Linked DNA regions of Homo sapiens: region 2 is linked to region 1. Evidence: chromatin loops called from intact Hi-C (ENCODE). Cell type or tissue: CD14-positive monocyte. All regions are shown on one strand. Links, peaks and the distances in the headings refer to the core of each region. The heading gives the core; the rest is flanking DNA.

Region 1 (11,261 bases), core at 1,711-9,710:
GCCAGAGCACAGCCACGGATGCTTAGAATTGCTGTGAGTTGAACACCACAGACTTCCAAAAAAGACTGAGGGAGCATCTCCTTACTTCATACCAGGCTAGGCCTGAAGCTACAGTGAAAAAGGAGTCAAGATGGCTTATTCCAATTGCTCTCACAAAGACGACAAACCCTATGAATATGAAGGATGACCTTCCCAGAGTAATGTACATGTTCTGTTCTCAGAAGTCAAATACCATGACTTTGGCAATATTCTATTGATCACATAGGCTAGCTCTATTCAGAGGTGGAGGGGGCTACACAAGGGAATGAACACTGGTGGACAGGATCACTGGGAGCCATTTTGGAGGCTGGCTGTCACATTCACCCAAAACCAATGTACTAGTGCCTACTGAGGAACAAAACACAACGTCCCTGCTTTCCTGAAGCACACATGCTTGAAGAGGTCAGAAAGCCAATGGATCTAATCAGTAAGTAAATTTTATTACATGCCCTATAATTTGTGAAGTCCTATGTGTTAAATAAAATTGATAGGAGGCCACTGGTTTGGACTGAGCTCCTGCCCTAGGCTCAAGAGACCAAATCAAAATGCAGTTACTTCTGCTGAAGTTCTATGCCATCAAGCCAAAAATAAGTTGTTTGTCTGACCTTCCAATAAATGAGGGGAGAGATAACAGGCAAATCCCCAAACAGGCCAGTTTTAGTCAGCACTGAAGGAAGTCCCCTCTGCTTTAACTTTTACAAGGAAAGTAACTTCAAAACAATTAATCTGCTTTTTGTTCTCTTCTTTAGCCCTTTTCTGTCTATAAAGCCAACCTCCTCTGCTCAGCTCCTGGAATATTCATTCTATTTTACAGAATGAGGTGTTGCCCAATTCTAGAATCGCAAATAAAAGTCAATTAACATCTTTAAACTAAACTTGTTGTGATTTTGTCTTTTGATATGAAAACAGACTAAGTGGAATAAAAGGAAAAGGGAATGCAGGAAGTTGGGATTATAATTTTAAACAGAGAGATCTAGGTAGGCTTCACTTAGTACACTTGAAGGAAGGGAGAAGTATGCCATGTGGTTTTATGGAAGAACAGTGTTCCAACCACTGGGAACAGCAACTGCGAAGGCCTTGAAGTAGGAATGTGCCTGTGGTGTCCAAGAAACAGCAAGGCAGAAACAAGATGGCTATAGGAGAGATGCAGGAGACGAGATCAGGTAGTAACAGTAAAAGGACAGAGACTATGTGGGCAAATGTATGAAATGGGAAGCCACTGGATAATTCTTAGGAGAAAACTGATACCATCTGGCTTAACATTAAAAAAAATCTCATTCTGGTGGCTGGTATCAGAATTGTCAGGCCAAGGGTACAAGAAAGAAACAAATTAGGAGGCTCTTGTAAAAAGTCAGACAAGAGGTAGTGGTGGCTTACAACATTATCAGTGTACGTGGTGAGGCATGGTCAGATTCTGGATTTATTGTGCATGATTAATTTGCCATTCTAGGCAAAGTTTTTATTTAAGAGAAACAGCATTTTTTATTAGATTCCAGATTTGTTGCTGCCAAATGGTGCTTTAGGGAACCCTGCACAAGTTCTGAGAAGCTTCATATGGATTTGCTCATAAGAGCAATGAAGTGGGTGAGAGGACTGCAGCTTTATGTCCCCTCCCCAGTTTTACAAGGGCAGCTCTGCGTTAATATTCTTCAAATTGGGGGATGAGGAAAACCTTCGAAAGAAAGACTAGGAACCCCAATTCCCCAAAAGAAAAGACAGACCATAAAGACACGCGCACACAAACGGTACAAAAAATACAACACCATTTATAAAACTGAAAGACAAACTATAGGTCAAAATATTTGCAACACAAATGAAGAAAGTTTAATATCCCTAAAATTTAAAAAACTCATAAATTCATAAGAAAACAATCAAGTAAGAAATGGGCAAAGCATGTTTCCAAAATGAGGTTCATAAGAGTACTTCCTTCATTGAATTGTTGTGAGGATAAAATAACAATATACATATAAAGTATTTAACACAGTTCCTGGCACATAATGCTCAATCAATTTTACCCACCACTGCCACCACCATAACCATGGCTGTTGTCATTGTAACTACCACGGTTGACACCTTTACCACCAACCTTACATTATCATCACCACCATCACTACCACCACCAGCAACTTCATCGTCATGACAGTGTAAGAGTGATTAGCAATGCAAATCTGAGCCAACTCTGAAGGTCAATTCCAATGCAGCTTCCCCCCAGGTACATTCTTCACTGCAAGTGATCAATTACATATTACCTTTTCGTGGTTTTCTATTAGGATCTCAATGACAATGTTCTGAAATTTGATGTCCATGATGGCTGCTACTGTTTCTTCCTGAGGCCTCAGCAGAGTGGGTCCAAACACCACACCAAGGTTTGCCACCGTCATCAAATTCTGCTTGTGGTTGTTAGCAACACTGGGAGGAAGGAAAAGAAAAGGTACCAATGAGACAAATCGTGTACACAGAGATACCAACCACCCTGTATCCTTCCTATCTTCCTATTTATAGACTCCTCATCTGTAGGAGCCAGAACTTGGGTCATCGTCAGATGCCACAGGAGTCAGAAAATCTACCACATTTCAGAAATCTTCAGCATCCAGGCTATTTTGCTATTTCAGGATATGACACGCTTTATCATTTCCATTTTGCCTAGAACAACCAACCAACCAAAGCAACTATCTGCCAAATTACTAACCTTTGAACATCTGAATCCCTGTTTTGCAAGTCCAGGTAACTGCTAATCCCTCTTAATTACAATTTATGTACTTGGCAGCTGCTTAAACTGCAATCGTTAGCATTTTTCTCCATGGCAAATGTAAAACCTCTTGATGGCTTTAATACATTTGCAAACATAAGCATTAAATAGACATAATTTTTTAAATGGGCAGATCTGGATATTTAAAACCAAGTAAGGAAATTCAGCACTTTAGATGTAAAGTATTAAAGGCCGATCAGATTAAACATATGGCTCACATTAAGTGAAACAGGGCATAAACAGAAATAAAAATGCACTAGTGTATATTCATCTATATGGCTGTGTTTATATTGTCACTTACACTCAAAGTCTAACAAACACACAGGGTCAACAGTCGCTGACCCTGTGAGTAATTTGCTAAAGACGTAGGCATATTTTTGAATAAACAACTACTCAAAAGATGTATCTGAACTCCATACCCAGGCCACCAGGACCTAGCTATAAAACTCGATTGTTCACTTGCTGGCCCCATGTATAAAAACATATAAATCATCTACTTGGCAACAAATAAGTTAAAAGTTAATGCCATTCAGTTTTGTTGAGACAATATCAAGAGCTTCCCTAAATCACCTGTTACAAGAAGGAAGCTATTCATTACTAACTTGAAACTAGAGACAAATTGGGTAGAGATAGGCAGTTTGCACAGACCTACCTCCCTAGCATTTAGTGCTATTTATATGGAGTATTTTTTCACACAATTCTATAAATGCCTGCAGTGTTTCTCACTGTTTCTCTGGTCCACTTTTTTTTTTTTTAAGGAAGAAAAGAGATTATACTGCCTTAAGCGCTGGTTTTTAAACTGAGCCTTTATTGAAATACCATATCAACCAATTTTATTAGCAGATGTGTACTTTTCTATAATTTTTTTAGGGCTGAGTTTAACTTCCTCCTCTAAAGGTGGGCAGAGCATGGTTAGGTTTATGAAACTTTAACTGTGGCACAGCCCAGTTAGAAAGAGGATTTGCTTTTTGATTGCTAAGCAACACCTGCAGCAGGGAGAGTGGCCTGTTTCTGGTCCACATAAAGAATATTTTACAAACATTTTCTTAGTTCTTGCTGAGTCTCCTGGTTTTACTTATGTTTTCCATTCTACCCAGAATTACATCACATTTCCAGTTTGACAAAGTTAATGCAGATGGTCAAATTCTGACCTGGCAAGGGGGAGAGACTTCGGTTCTGTGCCTCAGTCAATCAGCAAGTATGCATATTTACAAGCTGCTTTTAACATCACTACTTTCAACATCAGCTCCTCTGTGTGGCAAGGAAATTCTATGTCCTTATACTTCCCCTCCCAAAAGAGCTAAGTCATTAAACTTAGCCTCTTGTCACAAAAGTCCCGTGTGCAAGTGAATCAACAAGCTATTTTTTTATGAAAGTACCTTCAAATTGTAGACCAATATAAAAATACACGGTTTGGATGATGATCATTTTTCCCCGTCAGGCTTCTCCACACTACATCTGACTAAAGTAACAGCCTCCTAACTAGGGTTCCTGACCCAAGAACCTCTAATTTCAGCTTTATCCTCCCTGCTATCAGCAGTTCCACCTAAAACTCAGCTCTCACACCTCCCCTGGGGAGAACACAATGGCATGGCACATGTGAATGTTTAGCAGTGCTTTTATTGTTTAATTGTTCTGATAATGACGACTGTAAACCTGTAGTGGGCCCCACTGTTTTTCTTTCTTCTTTCTTTTTTTTTTTTTATTATTATACTTTTAAGTTTTAGGGTACATGTGCACAATGTGCAGGTTTGTTACATATGTATACATGTGCCATGCTGGTGTGCTGCACCCATTAACTCGTCATTTAGCATTAGGTGTATCTCCTAATGCTATCCCTCCCCCCTCTCCCCACCCCACAACAGTCCCCGGTGTGTGATCAAGGCCTTTCTCTGTCATCCAGGCTGGAGTGCAGTGGCATGATCATAGATCACTGCACCCTCACACTCCTGGGCTCAAGAGAGCTTTCTGCCTCAGCCTCCTGAGTAGCTAGGACTACAGGCATGCGCCACCACACCTGGCTAGTTTTTAAATTTTTCCGTAGAGACAGAGTCTTGCTATGTTGCCTAGGCTGGTCTTGAACTCCTGGTCTCAAGTGATTCTCCCAGCTTGGCCTCCCAAAGTGCTGGAATTATAGGCGTGAGCCACTGTGCCTGGCCTGCCCGACTATTTTTAACACAAAGACTGAACTCTTATAAAACAGCATACCTTTCCTCAAATCACCACTAGGCCTGCCTGTGCCACCTCCCAGCTCTGGGTGTCTGGGCAGAGTGACTCAATCTTTCTAAGCTTTGGGTTCCTCATCTTCAAAAAAAAGAAGAAGTTGGGTGAATAACATACCTACTTCATGTGAATGTTGTACAGATTAAATGTGAGAATGCATGGGATATGTGGTAATTATCATACTAATTCACTTTTCACTCTCATTCCACTTCCACACCTCTCTGCCTTTGTCCATATCATTCCTCTGCCTGAAATGTTCTTCTGCTGCTTTCTTTGCTTGGCAAACTGTTAATATGCAAGGCTCAGCTCAAATGGCCCATTCCTTTCTGTACTTTCCTTTCACCTTTCTCCAATCCTCTATACCCAGTGAAGGCAGAAGTGTTGGCCTGCTCCTGCATTTATTACACAGTGTTGTCATCCCTACCAAGGCCTGAGAAGAGGAAGTATGGTATTTTATTTGGTAGCACCAGTGCTAAGCACACTGCTTGGCACAGGAGGTGCACAATGAGCTTTCACTAAGGCAATAAAAGATGAGGAGAGTTTCTGAGTAGGCCTAAAACAATTATTCCCAACCCAGCTACTTACTCATTAAACTTCAAATGATTTTTGGGGAATGTATCTCAACTATCCCAACCTCCCTTATCAAAGTCTTCAGCTATGTTCCATTTCTTAGACTTAATTAATGAGTAATAATTACTCTGATTTGCAGGCCCCAGTGCCCAAAGGCATTTGGAAAAAAGGTATATTAATTCTGGATTAGCAACTCTGAATATAAATAAGCTTGAGGTTACCCAGCATAATTCATTTCCCTTTTAATGATCCATGTTATTTTAGAACTTAAAAGACACATTGATCTAAGTCTTAGGAAACTTTTTTTTGGGTGGGAAGAGTTACACCTTTCATTATTAATGACCATTATCTTTCGGCACACTGAAGTAATAAATTGATCCATCACTTGATTATTACTGCTCACAACTTGGTACAGCTATGTTCATTACTCCAGAATGAATTATTAATGGCTTGAGATCTCTATGTATCCCGGACAGAAAGGCCTAGACGTCAGCCTCTGCAGGCACCAGCCATCCATTATAGCTCGATGAATTTACAGATGCATGGGAAACAGGCTGGCAGAGCACTGCGGAGCCGGTCCAGCAGAGGCCACGGGACTCGTTCATTAGCAAGGTCTATAAAACACAGAGAACCTGCTCTTTTGTCAAATTGAGCTGTCTGAGTTCCTCCTCACATGGCTCAGAATGTCATGTTGAGTCTTGACTTAAAATCTACACAGAGAAGCTTCTTGTACACTTCATGTTGCAGTGAAGGAGTCTTTGACACATGCTTTTCAGATCCCTACATCCACGTGGACTACTCTGCTGTGGCGTCTTTTGAAAGAACTGCCAATTCTACAGGCTTCCTTTGGCTGCTGCAGAGAAACAGTTTTGCATGTGATATTCACTTGGGAGAGATCCAGTTTCTTCTGTGATCATCAGAATGGCTGCATCCACTGAGAAGCAGTGGATCTCCCGAGGGGCATGACTTCAGGGCAGTTGTTGGGGGTAGGGAGGTATAGGTACCCCATGTTTCAGGCAGTTCCCGCATGAACTGGATTCAATGAGGAAAGAGCATGTTCCATGAAAATGGCCTTGGCAGAGGGGCCTCTTGCCACCTTTGCTTTAAGAGGAAATAGATGGAGACTCTGTTTTGGTCTGATGTCCTTTGAGAGGCAGAAGGAGGTAAATCACTTCCAGATAAAGATGGTGGTGGGGATGGTGGCAGAGGGAGCATTATGATGGGAATAGCAGTAGCCAACCCTTGTAGGGCTTGTAAGGCAGAGACCCCCAGGCTGTCATAGGGATCACATCTGTTTTCCTAGAGTTTAAATGAGAGCCAGAGCTCTATAAGTGCTAAGCAGTACTTTAAAACACCAGACTGGTCCTAAAGTATTCCAACAATACATAAGCTTATTGTAGGGTTTGGAGATAAGTTTCATCTTGAGGCCTAGAGTGTTATGTTGAAAAATGTCAAAGAGGAGTACTGGCTCCACTGGATACAATGTAGTGACAGATTCACAATGTACCATGGGTTGGATGGGTGGAGCAACAGCTCATCCCACTTATCCACCATCCCTTCCTTGTTTGCTTCACCTTCCAATATTAAACAGGAACTTAGGCTTACAGAGCATTTTAGACTTTTTAAAAAAGCTCTACAACAACTTTTTACATTTATCTGACCTATATAATAACTCTATAATAGTAGCGCTCAAACTTTCTGACAATGACCCAAGGTAGGAAGTATATTTTACCAAGCAATACACACATACATAAACAGACAGGCACACACCCCCACACTATATCAGAAACAAAAGTTTTCAGGAATAGTAAGTATGACACACTCTGATATTTCTATTCCCATCTTATCCTGTCGATTCTATTTTTATCCAATAAATTGTTTTCATGAGCCACTTATATGCCGTGAACTACTATTTGAGAAATACTGCTATAGAGGTATAAAGTGCAAATATTCTCTCCAATTTGCAAATTTGGACAATAAAGCTAAGGGAGATCATAGCACAGTAGTTGGAATAAGACAGACATTAACAGCTGGATGGCAGCAGGCAAGTCACCTGGCCTCTCTAAACCTGTTTCCTCACATATAAAATGGGAGCAATAATATGTAGCTTGTAGCTTGTAAACTTGAAAGGCTGATTAAGTATGATTCTGCAAGTAAATCCCTTAGCATGAAATAATGGCTTAATAAATGACATCTGCTCTTGTCATGGTGGCTGTCGAGGTAGTGCTGATGAAAGTGGTAGCAGTAGCAGCAACTGCCAATTTAAAGCCACACTGTTAGTTGGTAGTTTCGCTTGGTATCCTGCCCAGGAACCCCTAGTGGCCTGCTTCTGCTTGGGGCAAGAGGTTGCATCTTCTCCACTTATGTTTCAAAGACTTCTGTACCCTACCTATTTGTATTTCTCCTCTTTTCATTCTTTGGTGTAAAAAAAAAATATGAAATACTTTGAATCTATAGAAAACCCCAAATCATAATAGTACGTCTTTTCTTTCTTTCGTTTTTTGTTGTTGTTGTTGTTTTTGAGATTAAGTTTCACTCTTGTCGTGCAGGCTGGAGTGCAATGGCGTGATCTTGGCTCACTGCAACCTCCGCCTCCTGGGTTCAAGCAATTCTCCCACCTCAGCCTCCGGAGTAGCTGGGATTACAGGTGCATACCACCATGCCTGGCTAACTTTTGTATTTTTAGCAGAGACGGGGTTTCATCATATTGGCCAGGCTCCTCTCGAACTCCTGACCTCAGGTGATCCACCTGCCTCAGCCTCCCAAAGTGCTGGAATTACAGGCATAAGCCACTACACCTGGCTATAGTACTTATTTTCTATCACTTCCCTATAAGTACTTCTGGCACAACAGGCTGAGAGCCTCACATGGAGCCAAAGCAAAGCCACCAAACTCACTCTGCCTTCATGACACCAACAACATCATGCCCCTAGCCTGCCCAGCAAGTTCTCCCCCACCATACAAAGCCCACCACCCTACAAAGAACAGTTCTGAGCACTCCACTGACCATTGGAGGCCATACCAAGCTTTTTCCTCTAAGAGATACGTCACGGTCAATCCCATGGGACATTTCTACACCAGCTGCTCCCCTGTTCACAAATACCTTAGGACTAGGGGCTGGATCATGACCTTGGAATGCATCTTCTGCAGAACACAGGCAGGTGCTGGGGTAGGCCTGAGATGACCAATTCTGAAAGTATTATAGGTAAGTGGGTGGGTAACTAAGCTGCAGTCAATATCACCCTTCTCTCTACTACCCTCTCAGAGAAGCTCCAAGCTCTAGGGCTGAAGAGGATTAGCTGGAAATGAAGCTGCTGGAACAACACTTTTTTGTGGCTAACCAGACAAGTTTAGTTTCCAGGGCTGTTAATTTGGTTCTTTTCACCAGCCTTAAATCTATCCTTAGTATATAACAGAGGATGGCGGGGGGAATCCTCACTGCCACTCACTGCATGTTTTCTACCAAGTCAGACTCTGTGTTGCCTGAATACTACCTGGACTCGGTGAGGCAGGACTGCTCCAAACAGCGCTGAGGAGGCCTCTGTCGAGAACACCCGTCAGGGCCATGAACACAGCTTGCAGGACTGCCCCAATGGTGGCACCAGAATGAGGGTGTCAGATACATCGTTCTGTGTACTGACTGAGGCCTGGCTCACCAAACACATTTAACATCTTCCTGGGAATGGTTATCTAGTGAGAAGCCAGACAGGAAGCCTGAAATAATTAATTGAATGCTTATGGTGGGTACTTCTACACAGTGTCTCCTAACAGGAGAACCCTTTGAGGCAGGCAGGTACCACTGTCACTACCACTTTACAAATGAGGAAAGAGAAGCACTGAGAAGGTAAGTAATTGGCTCGAGGTTACACAGCTAACGACGGGCAAAGTCAGGAGGGGAATGAAGTCTGCAGAGTCCATACTCCCAACCCCAGCTCTCTCCTGCTCCCACACCACCAGGGCAAGTCCAACCTACGCTAAAAAGGCATTCTTCTTCCTCAGAAAATTCAACCCAAAATGAAGTCACCGTAGGGGAAAAATCAGTGGTTATAATAGGAAAAAGAGGGCCTCTCCCTCATTCACTTCACAAATCACTAAATTGGAAGAAGTAAAAACAAAAGAGAGAAAGAGCATTTATGCCTGTGGGAGTGATACTGGACTAAACACTGTTTCTTCCTCTTTCTTGCAGCGGAAAATGGCTGCACACTTGACAAAACTATGAAAATGATGAACTACCCTTAAATATGATGGCATTCCATTTATAGCTGGCTGGCACAGTCAGAGCCGGTTCCTAATAATGAAAGAGTGAGCCCTGTAAGATTGAGAGAGGAGGAGAAATTTTAAAAAGGAGGGAAAAATAGCCAAAATGGGTTCTGTAGTCCAAAAAGGAGATAATTATGGCCATATATGCATTCATCCAGGCTGTACTGCTTTCATTCAAGGATGTCAAAGCTCTGTGAATAACTAGCAAAGTGTTCTCTGCTTCTGGGGAAACACATGGCTACATTTCAGATGGGTAAAGAAGGCTGCTGAGATGTTAAGTACTGCTCAGTATTACTTAGGTCCACTTTAACCTCCACTAACAGAGGCCCACTTGGTACTGAAAATTGTTTAGAGAAAAGGAAAAAGGATTTGTCTTAAAAAAAGACAAGATACCTCTTTGCATATAGCTTGCAATCTAACGCAGAGGTATTCTAAAATCTGAGGGTGTAACTAGCTCTATTTCCACTCATCTTCTCTAATTCAACTCCATTCCCTATTTAAAATCTACCAAAGGCTTCTGACTGTTCTAAATTTCAAGTTGAAACTCTTTAGCATCCAGTATGGTAGCTCCTCAAAAAATTAGACTCAGAATTACCATTGATCCAGCAATTTCACTTCTGGGTATATGTGTAAAATAATTGAAAATGGGATCTCAAAGAAGTATTTGTACACCCATTTTTATTGTAGTATTATTCACAATAGTTAAAATGCAGAAGCAACCCAAATGTCTACTGATGGATGAACAGATAAGCAAAATGTGTTACGTACAAACAATATAGTATTATTCAGCCTTAAACAGGAAGGGAATTCTAGCATATACTATGACATGGATGAATCTTGGGGATATTGTGTTAGGTGACATAAGCCAGTCACAGACAGACAAATGTTGTATGATTCTACTGATATGAGGTACTTAAAGTAGTCAAATTCACAGAGTTGAAAAGTAGAAAGATGGTTGCCAGGGGCCAGATGAAAGGGGAATCGGGAGCTTTTGTTTAATGGATACAGAGCTTCGGTTTTACAAGATTAGTTATGGAGATGGATGGTGTTGGTGACTATACACCACCACTGAACTGTACACTTAAAAATAGTCAAGGTAGTAAAGTTTACATTATATGTATTTTACAGTAACAACAAAAATATATTTTCTTAAAGAAAACCCTTGGCAAAGGACCTACAGGATCCAGCTGACCTCTCAAGGCCCTCCTCTACCCAGTCCCTGTACTCTCCCACCTCTGAGCTAAAATTTTCTTTGGGCCTCAGTTCCTTCCTTCCTAATGCTGATCCCCATTCCTGGGCCACTCTGTAGCCCCTCTCCCTCTTGACTTGGCTCTGTCCTCCTTGCCACTCTTCCTCAAAGTGGTCTTTCTGGACACCTCACTCTAGGTCAGGTCCCTTACTATAATTCTAATTCTTCAAT
Region 2 (11,261 bases), core at 1,291-9,290, 100 kb after region 1:
CAAGAACTTCTAGAGGCATTCACTGAAGGAAGAGCTACAGGAAGCCTGGACTCCTGCAGTTTCATCCGGCACAAGATCCAGGTGGGAGTAACAGGAAAATGTTGAACAAGAGTGAGAAGTGGAGTGAACTACAAAATGGCATTCTGAAAAGCCAGATGGCCAGTGTTAAGCCAGGTCCTGACATGCATGAGAAGGCATGCCTGCAGCAACTTCAGCATATTCCTTTCAACATAACCCGATTAACCTATGGAATCTGAGTTAATACCCACATTGAGGAAAGTGGCACTATAAAGTCAAGATTAGGAGACTGAGCCCTCTCTGCCTCAATCTGTCAGACTTCAGCCTTCAAGCAGCTGGAGAAACAGTGGGAGGGCAGCATTCTTGTAAACAAGCTAATCTTTTTAGAGTTAAGTAGGCAGTGACATTTGTTATTTAAAACATCAAACTTGGAAAAGACCAACTCACACTGTAAGAGCCTGCCCTTCTCTTACTCCCTTGCACTGGACTGGTGTGTTCTCTCTGACAAGTTCTCGGCTTTCTAACCTTCCCTCAGGTGGGACGGCAGGACAATAGCAGCCTGAGCTGAGAACAGGCCTCTCATCCTGCTTCCAACCTGGACTCATTACAAAGAAAAATGAACCAATTCTCATAGTCTTTGGGGAGTAAATTTTATAACTCCCTAAAGATATTCCCTACCTTGTACCCAAAGGTAGGGAACAGCAAAAAGACAAAAAGACATCGAGAGATACAGCAAACGGGGCTGCAGCGGGTGAGATGGGAGAAATGGTTCTTGCCCAGGGAAGTCTTGTTCTTTGTAATAATGAAAGGGACGAATCAATGACAAGTATCAGATAACTAGGTGACTGACACTGGCAGTGACCACTTCCTCAAAAAAAAAAGCTTAAGAAGAAACAATATCATACTTTCTTCTTCTTTATTACCAATACTCCCTTTTTCCCCTTCCCTTCTCTACTAGGTAAGAGTTTGACAAATTAGAGAATCTGGTGTCACTGATATAGATTCCTGACATTCTAGAAGCAAATCCAGGAAGGGTCCCCATGGGTAGCAGGGCTGGCAAAATAAAATATTGGTTTTTAAATTTAGTATTTAGGGATTAACTTGACCAGGAGCACACACGATCTCTAGGCAGAAAAATAAAATCCTAATAAAAAACACTGGTGGTCTGAATAAATGGAAAGACATTCAAAACCCTTGGAAGACATGACTTAATATTACAAAGGTGTCAACTTTCTCCAAATAACCTGTATGATTCAATGCACTCGCAAAGAAAAATTTTATTTTAGGGGAAACTTCTTAAACTTATTATAGAATTTATACAGAAGGATAAAGACTCATAAATACCCAAGTCAAACCTCAAAAGGGAGAATAAATAGAGGAGACTTATATAACTAGATATTAAGAGTTGCCTCAAAGTTATTATTAAAAACAGAGAGGTATTGGGACAAAAACAGCTACACAAAAAACCTGAATAAAGGGCTCAGAGACAGAACTAAAATATGCAAACCTAAAATGCAAGAACACTGGCACTACAAATCAATCGAGGGAAGAATGGATAGCTTAGTAGATGTTGATAGGAAAACTAACTCTTCCCAAGGATAAAAATAAGAATGGATCTTCATGGAACATCTCATACAGTGGTGGAAATCAGCTAGATTAGAAACTTAAATGTGCAAGACACACTCATAAAGCCAATAAAAGAAAACATAGGTACACATCTTTGTGACATGGGTCATAAAGGCCTTCTCCAAAACACAACTTGAAAATCATAAACAAGAAAGCAAAAAAGAGATGATTTGAATATATAAAAGGGCTTTGAAGGATTTATAGTCAAAGAAGGATACCACGTATTAACAGACAGATGACAAGATGAGAACATATTTAAACTGGCTAAATCTAACAAGGGATTAGTATCTAGAATCAGTAGGAACTTTTTACATATCAAAAAGAAAAGATGGTAACTGAAATAGAAAAATGGGCAAAGGACATGAATAGGCAATTAACAGAAGAGGAAACCCAGTAAACTAACAGGCCTATGAATAGATGCTCAAATTCATTAATTACCAGAGAAATGCAAATTAAAACAACAATGAACTATCATTTTACACCTATCAGACTGGCAAAAAATTAGAGAGCTGAATACTGGTGAGAGTTGGCAGGAATGGAGAAATTTGCATGTAGGGTTGGTGGGACTGCGGATCGACCACTCTGGAGAACAATACAAGAGAGTGCTTAAACTAAGTATATGCATAGCCTTTGTCCAGCAATGCTTTGGGTGGGTGTATCCCAGAGGAATTCTCACACAGGAAGATATGTACAAAGATGTCCATTGTGGTGGTGTGAGTACTGATGAGGAGTTGGAGGCATGAGAAGATGGAGTACATCTCTACAAAAACAGATACAAAGTGCTGTGTACCACAAATTATGCAGTAATCAGAAGCCACAGCATAAAAGGACACAGAGGAATACGAATGGCTCCTGACACAATGATGAGGGCACAAAGTAAGAAATAAAACAAGACCCAGAACCATTTATTAACACACACCATTTATCAAGAACACAGGAAGATAAAAGACACACATTTTAGAAAAAAGAACTAAAAGGGAATGGATGAATAAATAAAATGAAACGAAAGAATGAATGAATCAAGAAACCTGTGCTGATAATGTGCCATGAACAGGGGAGTGTGATGAATTCATCTCTCTAAACCTGAGATCCAAACAGAGCATAGAGAAGAGGAGAAGAAAAGGCTCTGCAAAGAAATGTACATATATTTATCAGCTGCCATCCTCTCCCTGGCAACTGGGTCATTTGGAAAATACCAGCAGCTGACAGACATTACTTATGGCCCTGTCTTATACTCCACAGGCACCGTATGCCCTGAGAGAAACTTCGAGATGAAAGCAAACGAATTCAGAAATTCCCTTTTGTTAACTGCTCCTTCAGAACATTCTGGCTCTCTGATAAAATGTTTGCATTGAAATTCCCACCAAAACATTTCCTAGAAAAGAAAATGCCGGACATTTGGAATTTGGACTCTAGACATTTGGAATCTGGTTAAGAAGAGCAGTGTCTCACTCTTAAATTCATATCAGATTGGCTTCATATCTTTAAAAGAGTTTAGATTGTGTCATAAACAGAAGGAGTGTTGCAGAACAATCAAGACCCAGAGCATTAGCGCCACCTGTGGTAGATGAGCCTTATGGGGGGTTTGCATTAAATTGTAAATTACTGCAATCAAGAGATACAGTAAAACAACCCCACCAAGGAGGGGAAGCTAAGAACCTGTACCATGTGGGAAAGGGTCCAAACTCAAAAAAGGGTGAGGAAGCACTAAACCAGACCATCACACTGGTTTGCCAGCTTAGAAATCAATCAATACCCTAAAAAAACAATTCCTATTTAAATGACTCCTGAAAAAGTGGCCAATTTTTTTTTTTTTTTTTTTGAGACAGAGTCTCAGTCTATTGCCCAGGATGGAGTGCAATAGCACGATCTTGGCTCACTGCAACCTCTGCCTCTCAGGTTCAAGCGATTCTCCTGCCTCAGCTTCCTGAGTAGCTGGCATTACAGGCGTGTGCCACCATGCCTGGCTAATTTTTGTATTTTTAGCAGAGACAGGGTTTCACCATGTTGGCCAGGCTGGTCTCTAACTCCTGACCTTGTGATCCGCCCGCCTCGGCCTCCCAAAGTGCTGGGATTACAGGCGTGAGCCACCGTGCTGGCAAAAGTGACCAATTTTTTTAACCCATCTTTTTACCTCCTGTGTGCTAGATGAAAGGGTAATGACTGAAGAATCATTAGACACCCAAGGCAAGCAACTCTCTTTGCTCTGTGAATAATGAGGTGCAAAAAGCAAAATGTCACAACTGCTTATATTTTCCAAAATAAAACTGTTTGTCTTATTCTTTTCTTGAGGGAGGTCAAGTAATGCATGTTATTATGTATGTTGTTCTATAGCCTAATTTTTTTAAAATTTCAATCATTAACAAACTATCAGCACAATTTCTGCAAATAGATCCAGCCCTCTCTGGTTCTTTCTAAAGGCTGTGTATTACTCCTTAATTTATTTAGCCAACTCCCTATTTGGTATTTAGATTGTCTCTCATTCTTTGCTATTATCACCAACGCCCCAACAAATTTATTTGTTGTACAAACTATCTTTGCACTCTAATGATTTCTTTAGGATAAGCCATTGGGGAGTTAGAGGGTGGTCACTTTTTTAAGGATTCCAAAGCATATCCTCGAAATGCCTTAAGAAATGTCAGAACCAGTTGGGATGCCCACCACTAGAACCATGGTTGTCCTTCAAATCTATTGGGATTTATCCCAAGTAGAGAGATGTAGGTTCATAAGGTCACAAGTTAAAAGTAAACTTCTGGCTGGTGTAGGGGGAGGTCTCCATTCACGTGCCTCTCCTCCCCCACCCCACCACTCTTGGGTCCTTTATTATGGAGGCAATGTGTCCCAGGCAGGGCCAGGTGTGAGTATCTGTTAGTGTAGCCTGCTTGGCATCCATCCCCTCTGGTCCTGATGGCTTCCCTGATTTCCCTCTGGGAAACTACTCTGTTCCCATTTTTTGCAGCAGTCTTGAAACTCTCAATCAAAATGTACAGTTTTTCCCTGGGTGGACCCAAATTAGACCAACTTGTTGCCTGGAAATCTCAATGTTCAGAAAGGTGAGGCAAGGACTACAAACAGTTTAGAGCTTTGTCGTATTATCCAGAAGACCCTTTCTCACCGGGTTCCTAGGTCTCCAGAACTCATCTATTCTCAAGCCTAGCTTTTCAGCTCCTCTGACCTTACTATGAGCTACCATACAGCCTTACATATTCCTTCATTATTGTTACTGTTGTTTTTGCCTCAGTTAGTCAGAGTTGACTTCAAGTGTTCTAAAACAATCTTACCTAATTAAGGGTGGGGTAGGGTGGAATTACTTCTTTGTTTCCTTGCATATTTACTTGAAATTTTTCCCTTGCTCATTTTATTTTTTTTGGAGGTGGAGGGGAACATTTTTTTTTCATCTCATAAAGGCCTCTCAACCTACCCACAGCAGGCATTCCAAATTATTTAATATTTCATACAAAACTCCTGGGTAAAAAATTATATTTTGAAGAGAAAGAAAGGGGGGGAAAAATCTCTGTCCTGTAATGGCTTTCACAAAAAAACAACTTCATCCTTTGGTCCACATGGAGAGGCACTGTTCTACTGATTTTCCTAACACAACTGGAATTCACAGTAGGGCAACCTTTAAATTTTTTCTCAAGTGGATTTTACAAAGCAAGGTGACAGGATTTCCTTTGTACTCTTGCAGCAACCTGGAAGGATTTTGTTTTTTCTCCTATACACCAAGGAGATAATCAGCCCAAACATTCTACCAGTTGCAGGTTCATTTTAATCCCATTGCCTTTACAAGGTTACAGGTACCCTTGGAAATCATGATTAACCAGAGTGCTTACAGGCAGCAGCAGGGCAAATGCACTACAGTCTACAGAGGCTGCCCAGGGACACTTCCATTAGAGAGGAATATTACCATAGAATTCATCTCCATTCTTTCCTCCCACAAGAGACCACAAAGAAAACAGTTACTAAGAAATCACCTAACATAGTTATTGCCTCTCCAGTCCTTTGAGCGAGACCGTGCTGGAGGCAACAGCAACTTTGGCTTTCCCACAGGATAAGGCTCTCCAGGAGTTGAGTATTGTTGTATTAAGTAACTTTTAAGTGGTGACGAGCTATAGTCTTAAGACCTACGATTAAAGGAGATAATGTACACGAGAATGCTTTGTAAAGTGTGACCCATTATTTCAATGCAAGGTGTCACTACACTACAGCCTTGCCAGCCAGGCTCACTTACCGTCCCTCTGGAGTCACTGGCGGAAAGTTGGGGTGGAGGCATGTCCCACTGCACTCGGGAACTGGAGCCAACCCAACACGCCCACAGCACCGCCTGGTGGTTCACACCTGGAGTAGCAACTTCTCAAAGCCTACTCCCAACCCTGGCTGTAGAAGGTTACCCAAGCATCGTACTTACTCCCTTCACTCTGGCTGTCTTTGTTCGAGTTGTAGACCTGGAAAATAAAAATAAAAATTCACTTATGTGCATTTTATGCCACCCTATAGGTTCACTGTAGAAAACCATTATCTTCCTCACTTTCCCTAGTTTGCACCATGAAGTGGAAGGTAATTTCTGGCTCCCAAACATGAACCCATTCAATAATTATCTACTTCTCAGTATTTACTTTAGCTGTTCTTAAGTGTGTGTGCATCAGAATCATCTGTGCAACTTTATTGTGTAAAAAAAAATTCCCTCTTTTTAAGAAAGCAAGTAAATGTATATGCGTACATAAATAGAAAAGAGAAAAAAATTAAAATTAGTTACAAATCATTAAGCATGAACTGCGCACCAGGCAATGTGCTAAGCATTTCACATGAATGATCTGAAATCATCAACATGACAATTCTGTTGGGCAGGAGCTGTTATTATCACTGTTTCACAGATGGAGAATATGAAGCCTAGAGGGGTTAACTAATGTCTCACAGCTAGTTAGTGGCAAAGTCAGGACCTTTACATCAAAAACTGTTGACTGTTAATACCGGGGAGTGGGAACTGTTACTTTTTACTCTACATACTTCTAGAAATTTGAATGTTATAAGGAGAATATATATTTTCCATAGAAACCCCTTAAATAATGTAAATCACAAAAAGGGAAAGTACCCCAATAAAGAAAAAGAAAATGCCCAATATAAAAGAGACAATGACATATTGCAAGGGTCAGCAAGTTTTTCCTGCAACGGGTCAGACATTAACATTTTATGCTTTGTGGGCCAAGAGGCAAAATCAATGACATTATGTAGGTACTTCTACAACAAGATAGAAAGTAAATTTTCATACATTTTTTGACAAAATTTAAAAACTAATAATATTTGAGTATGATTTTCTGAAATGCAAGCCTACTAATCAGAAGAATAAGTTTTTTTTAAGAGAGGTTGATATTTAGCTTAATTGGTACTCAAAGTTAGTATTCCTTATAAAGTCAATTATAGATATTTGTTTGTAAATATGATGCTTGGCTTATGGGCTCTACAAAAGAAGGTGGTGGGCTGGATTCAGTCTTTGGATCACAGTTTGCCCATCTCTGATATGCTGTCATAATTAAACAAGATGAAACCTCTACTTTAGAAAAGAAAAAAATCGGCCAGGCACAGTGGCTCATGCCTGGAATCCCAGCACTTTGGGAGGCCCAGGCGGGTGGATCATGAGGTCAGGAGATCGAGACCATCCTGGCTAACATGGTGAAACTCCGTCTCTACTAAAAAACACAAAAAATTAGCCAGGCATGGTGGCGGGCGCCTGTAGTCCCAGCTACTTGGGAGGCTGAGGCAGGAGAATGGCATGAACCCAGGAGGTCGAGCTTGCAGTGAGCCGAGATCACGCCACTGCACTTCAGCCTGGGCAACAGAGCAAGACTCCGTCTTAAATAAATAAATGAAAAAAAATCATAGAACCCAAGCCCTTCTTTGGTCATTAAGGTTCTGTAGGTATAGAAAGGCATAAGGTGAACCTGATCATAATATATATATATATATATATATATGTATGTATGTATATAAATATATCCCTCCAGTGACTCTAATGGCTACTCTCAGTTGAGAACCACTTATTTAACCCCTAAAGAAACCAAGGCAACTACCTCTGAAAAGAACCATTAAATCCAGAAAGGGATTTTTCACTTAAGAAATATGACGGAGAATGGCTGGTCAAGAGGTCCCACTTGGCCCTTCAGCTGCTTTGTGTCACTGGGTCTCTTAGCCTCTCTGGGCATCTATTGCCTCATCCATAAACTGAAGGAGTCGCCCAAGAAGGTCTTTGAATTATCAAGCTCTAAATATAACAAATCATCCCATTTTATTATTAATTTTCTAAAGAAAACTAAAGCTACCAGGCCACTTATTAAAGGTCAGAAAGATGAGTATAAAGAGAACAGGTTTCTGTACTTAAAGAGGATTGTCTAATGAATGAAAAGGCATCAATGCATATACCTAAACGCTCTAGAGATAAGGAGTCAAAAGATTTTGATCCTGGCCTGGGCTTCCCCATTGGTAACTTCATCTTGCTGAACTTTAATTTCTTCATCTATAAAATGTGGGCGATGATAGGTTTTTCTGACTAACTCAGCCAGAGCTGATGTGAACATCAAATGAGACTGTGCCAAAGAAATATACTGAAACAGCACAACACAATGCAAGCGCTTTGGACTCTACTACTGAGAAAAGAAATGCTTAACATTCATGGAATTTGAGGGGAGGGCAAAAGTCACCACGAAGTCTAGGTGGAGGCTGACATAGAGGTTGTGTAATTTCTACTTAAAAGAGGAAACACAGTGGCCCACTCTCCCTCAGCAGCATCTTTATCATCTATATAAATGAACTTGAGCTAGATCATGGTTTCCAAATTGAGCCACACAGCACCTGCACAAACAAAGGGGTTGGAGAGAAGCTAAGACCAAATGACCCCTCCCTTGGCTTTTATCCATTTTACTCATGTGGCTATTGAGGAAGGGCATAGCGGCTTTGAAAAGTTTGAAGACCTCCTAAATAATAATTTCCCATGTTGCTTGCAATTCGTTTACTTATCCATGTATTTAACAAATATTTACTGTGTGCTTATAATGGTCAGGCAACGTTCCAGGTGCTGGGGATACAGATGAACTAGACATCTGTAATCTCTGCTCTCATAAAACTTTCCAATTACTGAAGAAAACAGAAATAAACAGATGCACATTTATGATTACTTCAAATATTGATAAGTACATTGGAGAAAGTAAAAAAAAAAAAAAAAAAAAAGCGGGGGTTTATTGTGGACTTTAGGCGAGGAAATGCCTCTCGGAAGAGATGACGTTTGCGCCAGGCCTGAATGATGAGGGGTACCTCCTTGGGAAGACGTGGGGGCTAGTGCCAACAGAAAGTACAGGTCCTTGGAAGGTGAAAAGTCATTGCATTTGAAGGAAGAAGGCCAGTGTGATTAGCAATCAGTGCAATGCAGAGAGGGGTAGGAGATAAGGATAGGGCAGAGGGGCAGCAATCCGATCCTGCAGAGCCTTGTGACCTGTGAGTGAAATGGGTCACAGTGTAATAGCTAAGACCAGCAATCCATGCTGACCGGCATTCACTAACCTTGGAAAGTTGGGCAAGGGAAGTGCAGAAGAGAAGACCACACTTTGGCAAGTATTTTTCTTCAGCCATCCTTGATCCCTGCATTTCTCCTAGTAAATTCAAACATTCTATCCAAGGGAACCTTGCTTCTATTTATAGCTGGCAAAATCCAGAAGGAATAGTAAAATGCAGGACTTCCAGCCCTCCTTCATTAGGAGATGAATTTGTGCCAAATTACTCTCTTTCAAGGTTTCCTGGGTCTCGGGAGACCCCTTCCTGGAACACCCAAGCATTCCCTGAATTGGAGAAGGATAATCAATGAGTCAAAGGCACCAGAAACATGTACTCACCTGCTCCTCTGAGGCCAGGCTGTTAATCTCTGTCTGGTTTGGGTTAATGAGCCAAAGAGAATGAGTTTTGAAATGAAGCTAACAAATCCTGCTTACCAGGACTTTGTGACTACAGGGCCCAACAAAGAAGGCCCAGGGTGGGGAAGCAACCAGATGGTGGCTCAGTCACAGCACTAAGCAGGAATGGTTTTGTTTACCTAGCACTTACCAAGCACCACACATGGCAACATCTAATCCTTGCAACCACCATATGGATGAGGTCTAGTATTATTCACATTTTAGAGATATGGAACCTGAGACCCAGAGTGGTTACACAGTTTGTCTAAGGACACAGAGCTGGTCAGTGGTGTACTATTCTATCTTGCCTCTAAAAGGATGTTCCAATACCCTTTTACCTTTCTAGGCAGTGGCAAATGTATATCACTACCAAGTCACTCCAGTGGTTGGTATTATGGTTCATAAATACCTTCTATACTGACAGAAGCAAAGAGCATGCAATTCACCCTTTAGAAATGGTCAGTCTGCTCTGGGCTATCCTTCTTCTACAGATCTCACAGTTGCCCACTAGCATCAGACTGAGGTTCAGAGGCAAGAGCAATGTCCTGAAAGATCACTTTGACCATAGCTTTGTCTTATGATTAGCAATCTCAAATTTATATGCTTTCAGGTAAGCCTCTTGAGAGCATCTACCTTAATACAATAGAACTCAACTCTCCAGGAGCAACCCAAGCGGACAAGGGGCACTAAATGCCTGATCTGTGGCTCCTCAGAAGACTGAAACAGTTAATGCACCTTCAACAACCCAACTGAAGCTAAGCTCTATCTGAGTACTCTAAAACTTGGGAACATTATCTCCTTTGGGTTTCTATACTTTGATGTAGGTATAGTCTAGTTTCTACTGACCATTGTATATGAAGATTTGTTAAAGATCCGTGCCAACAAGTATCTATTTTCAAGTATATGCTTCTGAAGAAGAGAAATTACATGTGTTTACTTTATCTTATCACGGTCCATCTAAGAATCATTAAAGAATAATTATGACAGATAGAAATTAATAATGATGATGATGACAAAACCCCTGCCATGTGCCAGACATCATGCCAAGCATTCTGTGTGCATTGTCTTATTCGGTTCTCATACCAGCCTAATTATTCCTTTCACAGAGATGAGAAAACTGAGGCATTAGAGAAGTTAGGTCACATGGCCAAGGTCAGACAGCTGGAAATGGGCAGAGTCCAGACAGGAACTCCCACGGTCTGTCTCCAGAGCCCAAGCACTTAACCACTAACCACATGATCAATAAGTCATTGTGATGACGATGATGACAATGACGACGATGATGATGCTGACGATGATAAAGGTGAGATGTTGTGGGCAGCTGGGCAGGTGAATCACCGGAAGGAAGAACTTGCCCTGAGTCAGAAAGAAAATGAAACTGGGAACAGCCTTCTGATTCTAGCCTGGAGTATTTACCACCAACCCATGCAACCAGCTGGCATCTAGTATAGAAGTAACACTTCATATTCTCTCTGAACCACAGGGTTCGATCCTGACGATAAACACCAGGGGGGGAGAGTAGCTCTTTGATACAAATCACAGGGCACTGCAATTCTGAGTCCTTACCCAGAAGCTGCAATGAAAGTACAATTTAATAAATCAAAGGAGGGCGAGGAAAGCCTTCATATGCTTCCTCTGCACCAAGATGTGATTTTGCAATAAATTCTGTTCACTGCTGAG

Evidence for each region. A loop is a pair of places that touch in the nucleus more often than their neighbours do. Peaks named below come from ENCODE experiments on the same cell type or tissue, not always from the same donor. Only the 100,000 strongest peaks of a DNase experiment are listed, where the experiment ranks them.
Region 2: a loop joins it to region 1, with 4 times the contacts of the local background. A loop is called at or near these places in 4 of 110 quality-filtered maps.

Annotation. Positions count from the first base shown.
Region 1 is chr5:143,112,175-143,123,435 of GRCh38, reverse strand. ARHGAP26 (Rho GTPase activating protein 26) reads right to left here. Exons shown (of 23, transcript NM_001135608.3): 18 at 2,289-2,448. It overlaps LOC124901098 (a long non-coding RNA gene), which reads left to right. Exons shown (of 2, transcript XR_007058980.1): 1 at 1-466; 2 at 789-909. Among named protein-coding and RNA genes, the nearest start is that of ARHGAP26-IT1, 75 kb to the left of the region's middle. RefSeq lists an enhancer at 8,647-8,716. In CD14-positive monocyte, for the core only: CTCF peaks have their summits at 4,735 and 4,938; DNase peaks (open chromatin) are centred at 4,075, 5,065 and 5,425; H3K4me3 peaks cover 827 bases; H3K27ac peaks cover 4,895 bases.
Region 2 is chr5:143,008,908-143,020,168 of GRCh38, reverse strand. ARHGAP26 (Rho GTPase activating protein 26) reads right to left here. Exons shown (of 23, transcript NM_001135608.3): 12 at 6,053-6,089. Among named protein-coding and RNA genes, the nearest start is that of ARHGAP26-AS1, 150 kb to the right of the region's middle. RefSeq lists enhancers at 1-153, 574-623, 10,215-11,261. In CD14-positive monocyte, for the core only: CTCF peaks have their summits at 3,018, 3,219 and 5,944 (motif pointing left); a DNase peak (open chromatin) is centred at 8,388; H3K27ac peaks cover 1,712 bases.